Regions from separate parts of the Homo sapiens genome. Here region 2 is linked to region 1. A link is an interaction called in ENCODE POLR2A ChIA-PET data of the cell type or tissue named here. Cell type or tissue: Caco-2. All regions are shown on one strand.

Region 1 (8,000 bases):
ACTAAGAGATACCATCTCACACCAGTCAGAATGGCTATTATCAAAAAGTTAAAAAATCCACAGGTGTTGGTAAGGCTGTGGAGAAAGAGGAACACTTATACACTGTTGGTGGGAATGTAAATTAGTTCAGCCCCTGGAAATCAGTCTGGAGATTTCTCAAAGAACTTAAAACACAGATACCATTTGACCCAGCAATTTCATTACTGAGTATATACTCAATGGAAAATAAATCATTCTACCAAAAAGACACATGCACTCATATGTTCGTTGCTGCATTATATACAATAATAAAGACAAAAATCAACCCAGCTGCCCATCAATGGTAGATTGGATAAAGAAAATGTGGTACATATATACTACGGAATACTACACAGCCATGAAAAGGAATGAAATCATGTCTTTTGCAGCAGCATGGATGAAGTTGGAGGCCATAATCCTAAGCAAATTAATGCAGGAAGAGAAAACCAGATACTATGTGTTCTCACTTATAAGGGGGAGCTAAACATTGAGTACACGTGGACATAAACATGGGAACAATAGACACTGCAGACTATTAGAGGAAGGAGGGAGAGAGGAAGATTCAGGTTGTAAAATTACCTATCTGGTACTATGCTCAGTACCTGGGTGATGGGATGTGTATACTTAACATCAACATCACACAATATTCCCATGTAAGAAACCCGCATGTATACTCCCTGCACATAAAATAAACACTGATTTTTTTTTTTAAATGCAACAACAAATAGGTTTTTCCAATTCTCCTTATCAATTGTCACTTTGGAAACTCAAATACAGTTGAAAACTGGCCAGGAAAGTTTTGGGGTTCCTCTGATTGTTTCGTAAAAGGAGTTTAATAACATTTAAAAAATAATTTCTATGTGCCATTTACTACTTTTATTTCTAAAACTGTACATCTACTTCTTAACAGTCATCAATGTACTCAGCACTGGAACAGGTATGCTGGGGGAAGAGGCCCAAGGCAAAGCTACCATAGCTGCCAAAGTTATTTTCTTGTTGGGGAAATAAGCATTAGTATGAAAACACTTGATAACAACAGTAATGAATGCACAATAAAGTGCCAAATGAATGGTAGAGTGTCTGAGCTGGGGCTTTGGTGTTTGCAAGTGATGCAAACCAAATCAAATTTGCTGAGGCCAAGGGGGAATTTACTGTCTCATATAACTAACCATGGAAGAAAAGAGATACTCTGGTCTTGAGCAGTGGAACTAGATGCTTGAAGGTGACCACACACTCTCTTTCCATGTCTCAACTTTCCTCTCTACATTCAACCTCAGTATCTTACACTGGGTTTCTCCATGAGGATAGAGTCAATACCACTGTGAACTACACTATAGTCAACCGCTATTGGTCCTCATCTTCCCACCTTGATCATCAGAGAGAAAAGGACTCCTTTTAGTTCTAATTTCAAATTACTTTTAATTTTAAAAGTATATGATCCTAATTGGCTCATGTGGGGCACAATCCTGTGGCCAGCATTAGGGATAGGAAGTTGGGGTGCAGGAAGGGGTGTTATGACTGGTAAACTCCTTTGGAATCTACTGCTTAGAGATGTGTTATCCTCATTAATTTTTATAGCATTGCTCCTATTTTTAGCATTTGCTCTCTAACTCTCCTCTTTGCTGTTGTCATGCTGAATACGTGTTAGGAGCAGCCAGTGGAGGATAACAGGCACACCCTAAAAGGAATGTGTCTAAATGGAAGCTACAATGCAGCTGGGGCTTTGGTTATATTTTTTCCATAATTAGCCCCCTCTTAAAGACTGAAAAAAGTAGACATCGACTCCGTTAACTTACTGGATGCTCAAGCCAGAGACCCTCTCTGGGCCATCAGGGAGAAGGAGCAAACCTGGACCGAATACCACAAAGCACCCAGGATGCTGGAAGAGTTGGTCAGACTACAAAAGCTGGCTTGAGCTGAGTTATGCCTCCCTGCCCAGAGTCTAGTGGGTTCTGGCAGTGCTCTCTCCTCATAGTGGCCCAGCTGAGAACTGATGGTATCCTCCAATGCACAGTCAGGCTGGAATGGCCTTGTGGATCCACAATGGGGACCTAGAGGCAAGTTAGTTTGATAGGGAAAAGGCAGAGTTCTAGGTCATCTGTGCCCTGACTAGTTTATTTTCAAGCCAGCCGAGCAATCTAGCTTTCTGCGGGATGGAGGAGCAGGTATCCAGCATTGGAAACCCATGGAGAACGGGGGAGAAAGAGAGAGGAGGACCTTTCAGCTGTGGAAGGCTCTTTGGAGAATGGTTTGTGGGAGGGGATTAGTTCTGGTTTGGCCATACTCCCAGCCCTGTAGCAAAACCTCCTCAGGGCTTCCCCTCTCTCCACACCCCTCCCAGTGAGGCTGATGCTTTGAGCTTACTCCTTACACAGTATTAACCATGCCACACTTATAGGCATTGTCATCTTGGTTTCCCCAACCCCCTTTCTCCTGTGACAGGTCCTTTGCTGGCAGTGGACAGGTAAAATCCTTACTCTAGCCTACTTCAGCTCTGTTCCTCATTCCCCGAGGGGTAGGGACTTTTAGAAAGTGGCCCATCCCATGGTACATGGTCCCTTCTTGACCACACTAGGACTCAAGTACAAATTAGCATTTCCCTTTTTATGAATCACTTAAAAAGTGGTACTACCACACTCCACAGCAGATATTGCCACTTTTAAAATGATTTTTAAAAAGGAGAAGGCTAATTTCTTCCCTGCTGGCTTCCCTACCTGCACCTTGTAGATAGCACCACCCGGGGTGCAGGCTGGGGCAGGCTGTGGTGGGAAGGGAAGCAGTGGTGTCCCAGTTCTGGAGAAAGGCTTGCAGACTCTGCCTTTGGCAGGATTTTTCTGCAATTAGCCATCTCCTGGGCAGAATGAAGGGAATTTCCCAGCCTGTTTCCTGCCTGGGCAGGCTCCTCAAATCCAGGGATGAACTATTAATACTTTCTGCAGGGCCAGCTCTCCTTTTGGTTTTATTATGGTACCAATTCCAGGGCTTTGAGGGTTACAGGGAACCAGGCTTTCAGTGGGGTGGGGCGGGGGGAGGTAGACTGCTTCTCATCTACAGTTGGAGAAGATTCCAGAAGGAGAATACTGTCTGGCTTCACTGTTCTCTCTGGGTTGTTTCCTTGGTTCTCTCCCCAGCTCCATGTTGTCTCAGTCTCCTGGATCCCAGTACCCCTCCAGGTCTTCCATGTGGGCCCCTAGACCACACCACCCACCTTCACACTCCCATTCCACAACTGAGTCCAGTGACCAGCTTATTGATACTTCCTTAATTCTCAGCCAGAGCTAGCCCTCGGATGGCCCAGCGGGTCTCGCTGCTTCAGATGTGGACTTGTGGGCATTCCCTGGCACCATTTTCTCTCTGGGTCCTGTAAGCTCCCAAGTGCAGGAGGTTCTGGGGTACACCTGTGTGCTTGGCAACATCCAGCATTGTGTTTGCTGCTTCATCTAGGTGTCCTGTTGCTCCCATTTCCCGTCATAGGGCATCAATCCTTCAGCAAAGGGAGACAGCAAATGCAATGCTGCCTGTCTGACCACGGGATATACTGGTTCAGATCTCACTAGTGATAGCCCAGACTTCAACTTGCTTTGCAGGGTATTAGATCCCCAATCCCTTAGTGCCCAGGGATTCAAAGTTTGGAGTAATCACAGCCCTGCCAAACAGTAGGGGTGCTGGTGGGGAGTGTCTGCTGGCTGTTCATGAACCTCTGCTGTCCTGGGTCTCTCTCCACTGGACACAGCAGCATCTCTAAGTTACAGACAACAATGTGCTGCCCTGCATGGTTGAACCGCTTCTGACATCTGCTAGGCATCCCGTCCCATGTGCCCTATGCCCTCTTCGATGCCAGTGAGTCACAATGGTCTATGCTTATTCACAGCAGTAATACCTAGGGAGTGCCCACGAAACCCTTTAGTCCTGGTCCCTCACTCCGCATGGATCTCCTGGGAAGGCATCCACTGAGTGGATCAGTTCATGAGAACCTGCATTTATGAAGCTCTGGAGTGTGTAGGCATCATCCTCAGTGAAGACAAGTAAGAGGCCCAGCCCTTAGAGGAGCTGCAGCAGGGAGAGTACCTTCCACCTTGAGGCCACCCCAGACCTGGAGGAGCTGCAGGCCCTGGCTCTGCAAAAGGACCTTTGAGGTGGGTGAGACTGTCTCCCAAATGGGCAGCTCTTGAAAAGGACACATGACCAGTGTGTGTGCGTACTGCCTGCTCTGAGTCTTCATTGGTCCCTCTGTCTTCCTTTTCATATGTATGCACATAAAATATACTGATGTTTGTGTTTTTTTTTTTTTTTTAAAAAAAAGCTGGCCTGAAGGAGCAACTGGGCCCAGGATATGAGTGTGCCAATGGAGCTTTTGCAGGAAGCTGGGTGAGGCATGTAGATGAGGTTCTTATTTTTGTTATTTCCCATACAATTGTGTTTCTTACAGTAAATGACATGTCACATGTCACGCAAACTCGTTTGCTCATCTGAGATAGAATTAAATAGGATTTGTTCATTCAGAGCTCCCAGGATTAGAATACATGGACCCAGACAAATACTTTATTATACAAATGTCTGTTTGGATAACTGACTCAATGAATGAATTCAAGCATTTGTTAACTCAAACATAATAAATATAAATTGGTGAATTAATAAAATATTGAGACTTCTAGCTTCTAATAATGATGAAGTAGCTTATATCAGACTAACATGCCTTCCATAACAATTGTAAACCTGGAAAAAAATATAAATAGTAGCCATTTGAAGACAATAAAGTTACCCCAAACAGGCAGAAACTAACGAGGATATGACCTTTAAAAGAAATGCTTATTCATCTATTGCTGGTAAGAGTTGTCTAATACTCTGTGGCAAAACCAGTCCATTGATTACCCAACCCCACAGCTCCAATTTAAGTAGCAACAAAAAAAAAGCCCTTAATTTTAGAAAATATATTCCTTTAGTTCCAGGGGATTAATCATGATTAGTCTGAATCAGTAGTTTTCAACTGGGGTGTGATTTTTCTCCCCTCCCCTGGAGACGTCTAGTGGTGTTTGGAGATATTTTTGATTGTTACAGCTGGAGGGTACGTTATTGGCATCTAATGGGTAGACACCGGAGATGCTGCTAAATATCCTACAATGCCCAGGGCACCGCCCTACAACAAAGAATGTTCTGGCTTCAAATGTTTACAGTGCCAAGGCTGAGAAAGCCCTGGGCTAAATCAGTCTTGGTTTCTTTTAAGACAATAAAGCAGTATCATTTTCCTCAGTCTATGATTGGCCTGTGGGTGGCCATATGATCTCGGTTCCTGCCAATGAGTTATAAGTAGAAATCTGCTAAGTGGGGCTTTCAGGAAAGATTTTTCTTTCCTAATAAGGAGTAACAGACTCAGCTGGCATGTGACTCTGCCCTTTGTGTGTTCCTATCATCCTTCCCTCAATGAGGATATGAGGCTGATGTCAGGAGATGATTGGCCATTTTAGGACCATGAGGCAACAATCCTAGATAAGGAAGATTCGGGAAAGAAAGAAAGAGCTAGAATGCCTGACTGCATTATTCCAGAGCTGCTCCAGCTGGGACTTCCTTCCTGGATCAGTATCTACCTGTTTAGGCCACTGTGACTGAGTTCTCTTTTTTCACCGTTGAAAGCATTTCTTACAGATACACCTGAAAAAGGCTGGATAACTCCAGTGAGTACACATGCCTCCAGACCTGGGCCCACCCAGCGCTGCTGTCTCCACTTCTTTCACCCCTAAAACCCTTTTGCAAATTCCAGGCTCACCACCTTCCTTTACTCACGCTGCAGAAACCCAATACTGAGGGCTACTCCTAGGATAACTTCAAGCAAATGTCACTTGAAGCTCACTGCCCAGCTCTCTTTGGCCTGCCATTCCTTCTTATCAGTCCAGACACTGTCCCTAATTCTCCCTTGGCTCTTGGGGAAATGTCCGATGTTGCAGCAACTCTGATGCACAGGGCTCAGCACACATTCAGGAATGGAATCGAGTGCTTCTTGGCGTTTAGGATCTAGGTGTATCCCATTTTAAGGTGGTAAGCCCATTTCCTCAGCATGCTTTTAACCACTAGGGAAGGATTCCCTGGCTGCTGCATGGCCCTTCCAGCTCATGCAGTAGCATATGACCTCAAAAAGGGACACCCCAAGAATTCACCCCTCACTGCCTCTAATGATGCAGCTCACCCCTCAATCTTCCTCTAAAAAGTTACTGTTGCTACACCCATACATGGCCTTAGGTAAGCAATGCCTGGTCAATGGACAATCATCCTGTCCTCTTATTCATGACCTTTGTTAGCTTCTCTTTTCTCCTGTTTGACCCAAACTAATCACAATAGGGAGAATCCTGGGGCTACTCACCAGCCCCTTACCATCTGCAGTTGACTCCCATCTCAAGAGACTTGCCAGAGTGTGTTTGATTTTTGCTGAGAACTCCTCAGCATATTCCATTATGCTAAGGATAAATTAAAGGATAATTCCATTACTATCCCTTTCCACTCCGTTGGGGCCAAGGGCGAGGTTGGCTATTGCCTGGGAGTGGCATGAAAAAGCCTTCTGGGGCATTGGAAGTCTTCTCTCTTCCTCTGGTTGATGGCTACATTGGATGAATATATGTAAACATTCATTGAGCTGTGCACTTAAAATCTGCACTTCATTGTATAACTCAATAAAAATGTTCATATATTTTTAAAATTTAAAACACAAAATAAAAAGGAGGCCCATCCAGTCTTCAGCAGTCTCAAGATACATACAAGTTGGCCATGGCTAGAGCCCATCAGCACTGAAAGGCCCGGGTTCCAGCTGCCTGGTGCCTGGAGCCAGGCCAGAGGACCCAGTGCTGTGGTCTTCCTTCAGGGATGGGGAGGATGTAAGTCCATGGACAGCTACAGCTCTGCCTGCTGTGGACGGCTGGGGTACTGCCTCTGTGTAAAGCATCGCCCAAACTAACTCAGTCCAATGGAGGGGCTCCACACAAATAACTACTGACATATGGGTTATGTTATGGGGTGGGTCTCTCCGCCCCAAGCAGACAGCAGGACAAGGAGAAGCAGCACATTCCAGGCAGGATAAGGGGCACTGCTCCTGATCTCTTGGAAAGGAAACTGAGAGCACAGAGTGAGCAGGTAGCCAGAAAATGAACACTGGGCAGCTGCCTCCTGTGGCTGGCGAGCCAGCTCACCCATACCCACGGTCCTGAGTTTGGACACAGCTGGCTCTTCCCTAGACTGCAGAGAAGCAGGAGTGGCAGGGAGAATTAGAAGTGGCACCATCGGGGGTGGAAAGGACTGGTAAGGAAATTAAGATGTTCCCCCTAAAGGGAAGTCTGTCAATGGAGTGCCTTTCTCGAAACAAGGAGACCAGGAAATTTGACCTCTGTTTTAGATCTCCTCTCACTGGGAAAGGACTCTTGAGCAAGGATGGAATTCTTGCAGGAGAGTTTTATTTATTGCGAGAGAGTTTTGAGTCCCAGCTGGGATTTAGACATTACTTAAAGACTTCTTGGTAATCCTCCAAGTGCCCAAAGATTCTTTCAGGGTAGATCTGCTCAGGAAAGAGGGGGCTGGGACACAGTCCTAATCCAGTAACAAACTCTGGAGAGGGAGGAGCAGTTTAATGACATTGTGATGTTTCAGGCTCAAATTTGTCGCCGGTGCAGTCCCTAGTGAACTCATATTCCAGGTCTCAGGGTGGTGGGTGGGGACTGAGTATAAAAACAACAGTAGCCACAGATGAGAAAAGCCCCCCCTTTTTTTTCACTAGTTTCTCTAAGAAACTAGGGTACACATTGCAGGGTGATATGGTTAAGCTCTGTGTCCCCACCCAAATCTCATTTGGAATTGTAATCCCCATAAACCCCATGTGTTGAGGGAGGGACCTGTTGGGAGCTGACTGGATTACAGGGGCAGTTTCTCCCATGCTGTTCTCGTGATAGCGAGTTAGTTCTCACGAGATATGGTGGTTTCATACATGTCTGACAGTTCCTCCT
Region 2 (8,000 bases), 120 kb after region 1:
AAGTCAAGCAAGCATGACTTTTATAATCTAGGAACTACAACAAATTATTTTTAAAAAATAAAAGACAAAATTCAGGTCAGTCTGGGATGAAGATCCCAGTTCCCAGCCGAGCCAGATCTGGGTCAATCCACAGCTAGAGTTGCCACAGGGGTGGCGCACAGCAGGTCCCCAGAAAGGGCTGAAGGAAAATAACCAGGGTGGCCCAGAATGAATGTCTCCCTGGAGCTAAGCTACGGCTCAGAATCACAAAGATGGGAGATCATTCTAGAAACATTATAAGGATTCTGGGTTCTCTTGCATGTACCAGGACTCTGGGCAGTGCTGAGGCAGGCCTAAATGGGGGAGCACGTTCATTTTTTGGTTCAACCAGGTTTTCAGAATCCTTGAAATTATACAGGAAGCTACTTCAGTGCTATGTGAATACAGCTGATCTTCCAAAGTGCTAGACCAGAATCTCTCTGTTCACAGACGTGGTCCCTCCTCTTCTAACTAGGAGCTTCTTTCTGATGGGGTTGAAAACTGCAGAGTTGATACCAGGGGCCTCTCACCTGCAGATGTAGCTCAGGAGACTATAGTTGTCACGAGGAAGGATGGAGAGCTGCTTCATCAACTCCTGCTGAGCCTGGGAAGAGATTTACACAAGTAAATCATTTACCAGTAAATGAGCCTGCCCATGTGCCAGCAAGGAGACCCTGGGACAGAATTGGTGTATCTGTGCAGAAACAACACTTTGGCAGTCATTCCTGTTCCTGTAGTTCTGTGGGTTTAAAAAAAAAAAGGGAAATAACTCAATTCTCACAGAATTTTTTTTAAAAGGGTCATAGTTTTTGTTATGTATACTTTTATTTATATGTAATTATGCCACTGCACCCCACCCTTGACCCTGAGCTACTCTAAGGAAGGACTGTTTAACAACTCATACGTTAATTGTTTGCTGAATGAATGCTTGAGAGGTAACAATCCAATAAAGAATAAGACCACAATAAGATATCTCAGAATCACTTTAAGACTGGTGAGAAAAGGAGGATTCTTCTGAGAAGGATTTCAAGCACTGTGGCCTATCTGAGACATGCCGGGACACAGAGACAGGCAGACCACGCTGGAGGACGGTGCAAGGTCAGACTGTTCAAGCTCTGCAATGGATGGCCGTGGATGTCAGGCAAGGTCTACTAGGAATGCATGTGCTGGAGAGAAGAGGGACAGCGAGCTTTTCCGTGTTCTTTTCAACCACAGCTGCCTGTAGGGTCTGTAATCACCATCTGCAACATGGTGCTTGTGAGAGTACACAATTCACTAGCCGGGCGTGGTGGCGGACGGCTGTAACCCCAGCTACTCGGGAGGCTGAGGCAGAAGAATCGCTTGAAACCGGAAGGCGGAGATTGCAGTGAGCTGAGATCGCGCCACTGCACTCCAGCCTGGGCGAAAGAGCCAAACTCCATCTCAAAAAAAAAAAAAAAAAAAAAAAAAGAGAGTACACAATTCACATGCCGGTGTGCAGGCACTCCTCAAACCTGAGCAGCTCTCCTGCAGAAAACGCACCCTCCAGCCTTGTCAGCCTACACGCAGCAGCTTCCGTAGATATAGACCTTCTTAGCGTAGCATCAGCTTCATGCTGAGATCCCTTCTTCAGTTGAGTCGAGTAAATTCATTGCAAAGGTTGCTACAGACTCACCCCTCCTAGCTGCCACCTCTGCCATGTTTTCACCAGTGAGAAGGACCTTGGTCCCTGTGTGTAGACATGCATTGCCACAGATGTGGAAACTCTCAAAGATGCTGAGATTAAGAAAGCTGGGAGAAGCAAGTCTAAAGTGAGTGCAGGGGTGGGAATCTTATTGTCAGAACAGCATCTAGCTGCCTCCTTTACTTTCCCCAGAACCCAGGGGTGAGATGCGATCTGAAACGTTTATCTTTTTAGCTGCCTTTTAAACCTTATTCCATAAAATTTTATTACTTTCACAATGGTGAGCAGATATACCAGTATAAGTTAAGACTTTTCATATCCCTTTCTCCCTCCCCCAATAAAATTCTTAAGTTACGCACAAAATATCGTACCTCAGATCCATGCAATCTAATTTTTGTTTGGAAAAGAGCTACAAAACCTGTATCATGTTCTCTTCCTTTCTTAATTTTGAAATATAAAGTCAGCTTTTCTCTTATGTCAGGATCTATTCAAATCATGATGCTCTCCCCACCCTTAGTCAGGGATGGAAGTTCTCACAGCTGTGTTTTCTTGCAGGGCTAGGGTGCTATTTCTTCATTCGTTTTAAATAAATATATTCTATGAAGCAGACTATCTAATAAATTTTGAAGTGTGGAAGATAATAAACCTTCCCTTATATTGAAAAAAATTTTAAAGTCACCCACCAGTATCATATCCCTGGGTCCTCAAAACAATCCTAGGCATGGCTGATATTACTATGAAAATTATCTAAGTTTGTGGTGTCTAATATAGCAGTTACTTGCCACATGTAACTACTTAAATTTAACTAAATCAAAATTAAATAAAATTAGGAATTTGGCTTCCCAGGTGCACTAGCCACATTTTAGATGCCCAATAGCCATGTGTGGCTGGTGGTCACCATATTGAACGGTGCAGATATATAAAAGTTCCATTACCATAGAAAGTTCTATTGGTCTAAGTAAATAAACTGAGTCTTATAAAAGATGCATAATTTGTCTAATGGCAAAATCAAGGTTAAATCTAGGTCTCATTATAGATTTTTCTGTGCACCATTTTGCCAGAGAGGGCTTTTAACATAGTCGATATAAACATCAACTTCTTCATGGATCACTTGGATTTGAAAATCTTGTTTAAAAATCATCAAGGTTTATTGTTGTTGGTTGGGTTTCATCAGTTTCTTTGGTTGTTTGGTTGGTTGGTTGATTATAATAACATGACTACAGTGTGGTCATTGTTGACTATAAGGCCTCTCTAGAAATAAATTTATACAGGATCAAAAATCTTGTTAGTGAACTTGTGCACTCTCACAAGCATATTGCAGATGGTGGTTACAGACCCTACAGGCAGCTGTGGCTGAAAAGAAAAACAATCAAAAAACCCTCCCTGTCCTTCTTCTCCCTGGCACATGCATTCCTTGGATGACCACGCCTGACACTCACAGCTGCTGTAGAGCTTGAGCTATGTGACCTCACACCTGCCTTCCAGCCTGTCCTTGTGTCCCAGCAAGTCTCAGCAAGGCCATCATGCTTGAAACCGTCCTCCGATGTATCCTCCTTTTCTCACTACTTTTAATGTGATCTAGCAGTATTTGATTATGGTCCAATTCTTTATTGGATTATTGCATCTCATGAAGGCTGTGGTTTGCCAGTCATTATGATTGAGTTCATATACCTTTTGTTGCTGAGGAAGTTGCATTTGACTATCTTACCAAAAAGTACAGGCCCCTTGACCCACTGTTGCCTACTGGATTAGTGTCCAGAAAACCAATCACTTTCTTCTAAGGCAGGACAACTAACTCTAAGATGCAAACCTTTGCCTCATCCGCATTCGTGAGCTGCCCACAGAGCAGGAACCCTTCGTACTGGCTCCAGGGAACCACGGGCTCTGGGAGGTCTCGGAGGTAGAGCTTTAACAGGGAAGCCACAGTGTGCACATCTGTGTCTCTGGAAGAAAATAAGCAACGCTCTGTGAAACTCTTTGAAAGAAAAACTTTAGGATGTTCCTCTCTTCCATTCTGATGATTCAGTGAATAGAACCATAAATTACAAAGGGAAATTTTGCAGAGGAGTAGTCTGATAAAGAAGAATCAGACCAAAACATTTTTGTTAATTCGCCCTTCTGGAACAACATTCTTGAATAAATGTTCCTCTGTCTCTTCCACCCAACTACCTCAAAGGTAAGTTCAAGGTCTACATTTTTACTAAACGTTCCTTAATGATTTTCGTCTTTATTGCTTTCTTCTTTCTTCAAGTCATTTAGTGCCTCACAATTAGCATTGTCTAATTAGTCTCTAATATTGCTTGTGTTAACTCCTTTATATCCTTGGTCCATTCTTCTCTTTAATCTTCCAGAGTGCTTAAAATAGTTCTGAGGTTCACTCACGTATTTACTCAATAATTCACTCAATCAATAAGCATCAAGAAAACCTATTAGGTGCAAGATACTGCAAGATACTTGTCAAGCACTGGGATTTCAGTAGCCAATCCAAGGGACATCAGTAGCCATCCAATCCAGGGATGGAGCCCTGGCCCCATCGAGCCACAGAACTCTGGGGACTCAAGTATTAAAATGTCCTTACAATACTGTGCGGCTAATGCCATGATATGGGAAGCCCAGGACCCAGGATCCTATGGAAGTATGGAAAAAGAACACCCAAGGCAGAGATGGGAACACATAGGTGACTTGTCAGATGAAAGAGTACCTCAGATGAACTCTGAAAGGCGGTGAGGAGTTAGGGCATGAGGCAGGCAGCATGTGTGTCAGCCTGGAGCATGAGGAGAGGACGCCTCCCCGTGGGCCTGATTGACTGAAAGAGGCACGGCTGTTCAGTTCAGCTTCTCCATTTACAGGAGGGCTTGGCAAGCCACGGGCCAGGAGCCAAATCTGTCCCACTGCCTCTATTTGTACAGCCTGGGAGCTAAGAATTATTTTTACATTTTTAAATAGCTGGGGGAAAAAACACTCACAAGAAGAAGAGTGTGTCGTGATGTAAAAATTACAGGAAATTCAGATGTCAGCATCTGTAAGTAAAATTATAGAAGAACACCACCACACTTGTTCATTTATGTACTGAGCAGAGTATTATAGTTGCAATAAAGACCATCTGGCCTGCAAAGCCTAAATATTTAATATGTGGCCCATTAAGAAAAGTTTGTTGACCCCTGGCTTACAAGGCGATTGCATTGATTCTGCAACACTACAAGGGAAAATAAGATTCACTACCATATTCCTGAAGCTGATTATTGAAGAAATGTTTGTTTATTTCATATTGATAAAACCTGGCATTCTTAGGTAGCAGCCCTGGTAGCATCGTGAAAAGCTGTGATGTGGCAAGAGGTCCAGAATAACCTTGGAATCTCCTTGATTTCAGTGATGAGAAATATAGAATAGGCTGGAGAACATGTCTCCTGGTCCTAGGAGGGAAGGGAGGGGTGGATCTGGACAAGAGGAGGAGAAGGGAGGCATGTGAGGCAACAGAAGCAAGAATACTGGGGCTTGATTGTAAAGCTCTGTCTTGGTGCTTTGTGTGCATTTTACTTTGGTTTTGACAGCCAGTTGTTGTAGCTGTCTCTGAAAAGGCTTCCCCTTTGCAGCCTGTGAACTCTACCTCAATAGGAGAACACGGGCTGGCACAGAGCCCACTCTATGCTCCATGGCTGCCCTCAGGAAATCTGGGGTAGGAACCATTCATTTAACATGGGGATTCTGGAAAATCCTTCCCTGCTGAGTCACTGCCCAAAAATACCCAAGGCAAAGCCAGGCTAGAAAAAGTACTTTTGTCAAAATATGTTATGAGAAGTTCCCGAGAAAGTGGCAGAAAGACAGTCAGCTGACAATTTGCAGGAGCAGAATTCTCCCAAAGTCCAAAAGTTGCATCTTCCTAAAGTCCCTACACTGCAATCCACCCATTTGTCTCTATCAGCATCCTGGGACTCCTGTTTGATTGGGACCTCTCCTTCACCCCCATCCAATCAGTCTTCCAAATCCCTTCAATTCTATTATCCTAAAGTCACACTGATCCTTGTAAGCCTCTCCCCTCCTTTCACTACCCTATGCCTCCAGCATTCTATACTCTGCCCACTCTAGGGCACAGTCCTCAACACCAAAACACACCAATGGAATGAGTGAAGAAAACAGAGTTTGAAAGGGAAGAAACAGTGTAAAGGATAATTCAAGAAACTGGATCCTGGCTGGGAACAGTGGCTTATGTCTGTAGTCCCAGCACTTCGGGAGGCCAAGGCGGGTGGAGAACTTGAGGTCAGGAGTTCGAGACCAGCCTAGCCAACAGGACAAAACCCCATCTCTACTAAAAATACAAAAATTGGCTGGGCGTGGTGGCAGGTGCCTTTAATCCCAGCTACTCAGGAGGCTGAGGCAGGAGAATAACTTGAATCCAGGAGGCAGAGGTTGCAGTGAGCCAAGATCACACCACTGAACTCTAGCCTGGGTGAAACCACTGCACTCTAGCCTTGGTCTCAAAAAAAAAAAAAAAAAAAAAGAGAAGAAAAGAAAAGAAATTGGATCTTTTGAACTTTTGAAGAGAAACAACAACAATAAAAAAGACACCTAGACAGTTTAATCAGGAGAAATTTAGACAGCAAAAGCATCCATCATTAGAAAAGAGAAAGGGATTATAAATACAGCTACACCATGGATACTTCAAAGTTATAATAAAAGAGCAAAATTAGCTATATAAATCATCTTACAACACTGAAACTTACAGAAAGCTTCCCAGTTCATTTCACCAAAAATAATCCTGACAAGCCATGCCCACTGCTGGGCCTTGCTAACTCTCATTCTTGTTTATTGGGTCTCAGCTTAAATGTCATTTTCTTGGGGACCTCCCTAAATACACAAGACCATGTGAAAAGCCCCTGTTCTAAGTTTTCATAGTGTTGAGTTTCCTTTTTAGCACTTAACACCATGGAACTTAAACAATTATTTCTATAAATTTTTATTTTAATGTGAGCACCCCATTGTACTAGGGCTAACTCAGATGTCTATTTTATGGTCTAAATTTGTAGCATTATTTTTTCTGAGTTTGCTGTTCCTCTAACCCAATAGAGCACCCTTAAATGATTCTTTTTTTTTTTTTTTTTTTAATCAAGGGCTAAGAGTAAGTCAGGAGCCAGGTGGCTTCTGGGTTCAACGGCTGATGCACTAGGGATTACCCAAGACTCAGATGGTTCTGCCAGCCCTTCCCTGGGGGCATTGATGCTTGTAATGTGGCATGTCTGTAAGTGCATTTCTCACAGACACATAGGGGTGAGAAGTGTGTTAGCTTTGTAGCCAGGCAGTGTCCATCCTGGTAGAAACTTGGCAAGGAGATTTTAAAGTTCACATTTTTGTGTCTAAGGAGACCAGAAAGACCTGCACTAGTCTCACCAAACAGCAACTTTGCTCACCTTCATTCTAGTGAGGTAATGGGGGCATCTTGGGGTGGAATCCAGCACATAACCAATGCAGAGGATCTGGGTGAGTTCCCACAGCCGTGAAGTTGGGGACAGCAAGAGGGAGCTCCTTGCTCTCCCAAATACCCCTTCTTCCACCCACTGACTCCTAGAATTCCTTTTATAGGAGGCAGAAAAAGCTACAACCATAGCTTCTCACTCCTGGTCTGCTCTTGACTCTGAAAACCCTCCCTTTCCCCCTTTCCTGCCCTCTTTCCACCCCCTTTCACACTGCCCCTCTTCAGAACTCCCACACACAATTCAGGTTAACACTGTCTCAAGGCTGGTCTCTTCCTCTCCCACTCCCAGGCCAGAATCACTCTCAGGAAATCATCTAACACTGGTCACTTTCACTTCAGAGTTAATTTGCCAGTTTTGTTGACCTGTCTTGAGTTATTGGTTTTGTCAATTCTATGATCCCAAAGTCAGCCTGATCCCTGTAAGCCCCTCCCCTCCTTTCCCTACCCTATGCATCCGGCATTCTATGCTCTGCCCATTGCGGGGCACAGCCCTCAACACCAAAACACACCATGGAATGAGAAGTAGGGGAGTATAAAAGGGGGTGGAGAGAGGGCAGAAAAAGGGGAAAAGAGGGTTTTCAGAATCATGAGTGGAATAGGAGAGAGAAGACCTGGTCTCTCCTAAATATGCCCAAATGTAACTAAATAATAAGAATCAAATAAGAGTCAGTCATACCTCCCAAATCAGACTTGTCCTCTCAAGGGTTATGTGGACCTAAGAGTTGCCCCTGCGAAGCCCCTGAAAAGCCCCCGATGACCTTTCCTATTTCTGGATGTGTAAAAACCCTACCCCTCACTTCTAGGGGTGGAGATGTCGCAAGGTAAGGTAATTTTCCTTCTTCCAGCCTC

The links. ChIA-PET counts read pairs that join two places held together with the same protein. Peaks named below come from ENCODE experiments on the same cell type or tissue, not always from the same donor. Only the 100,000 strongest peaks of a DNase experiment are listed, where the experiment ranks them.
Region 2: POLR2A ChIA-PET joins it to region 1 with 17 read pairs; 3 of 35 experiments call an interaction of 5 or more read pairs at or near these places.

What each region holds. Positions count from the first base shown.
Region 1 is chr2:68,931,511-68,939,510 of GRCh38, reverse strand. No RefSeq gene overlaps it. Among named protein-coding and RNA genes, the nearest start is that of GKN2, 17 kb to the left of the region's middle. In Caco-2, no CTCF peak of the experiment used is centred here; no DNase peak of the experiment used is centred here.
Region 2 is chr2:68,808,911-68,816,910 of GRCh38, reverse strand. It overlaps ARHGAP25 (Rho GTPase activating protein 25), which reads right to left. Exons shown (of 11, transcript NM_001007231.3): 6 at 3,492-3,624; 7 at 549-622. Among named protein-coding and RNA genes, the nearest start is that of LINC01888, 19 kb to the left of the region's middle. RefSeq lists an enhancer at 874-1,374. In Caco-2, no CTCF peak of the experiment used is centred here; a DNase peak (open chromatin) is centred at 4,464.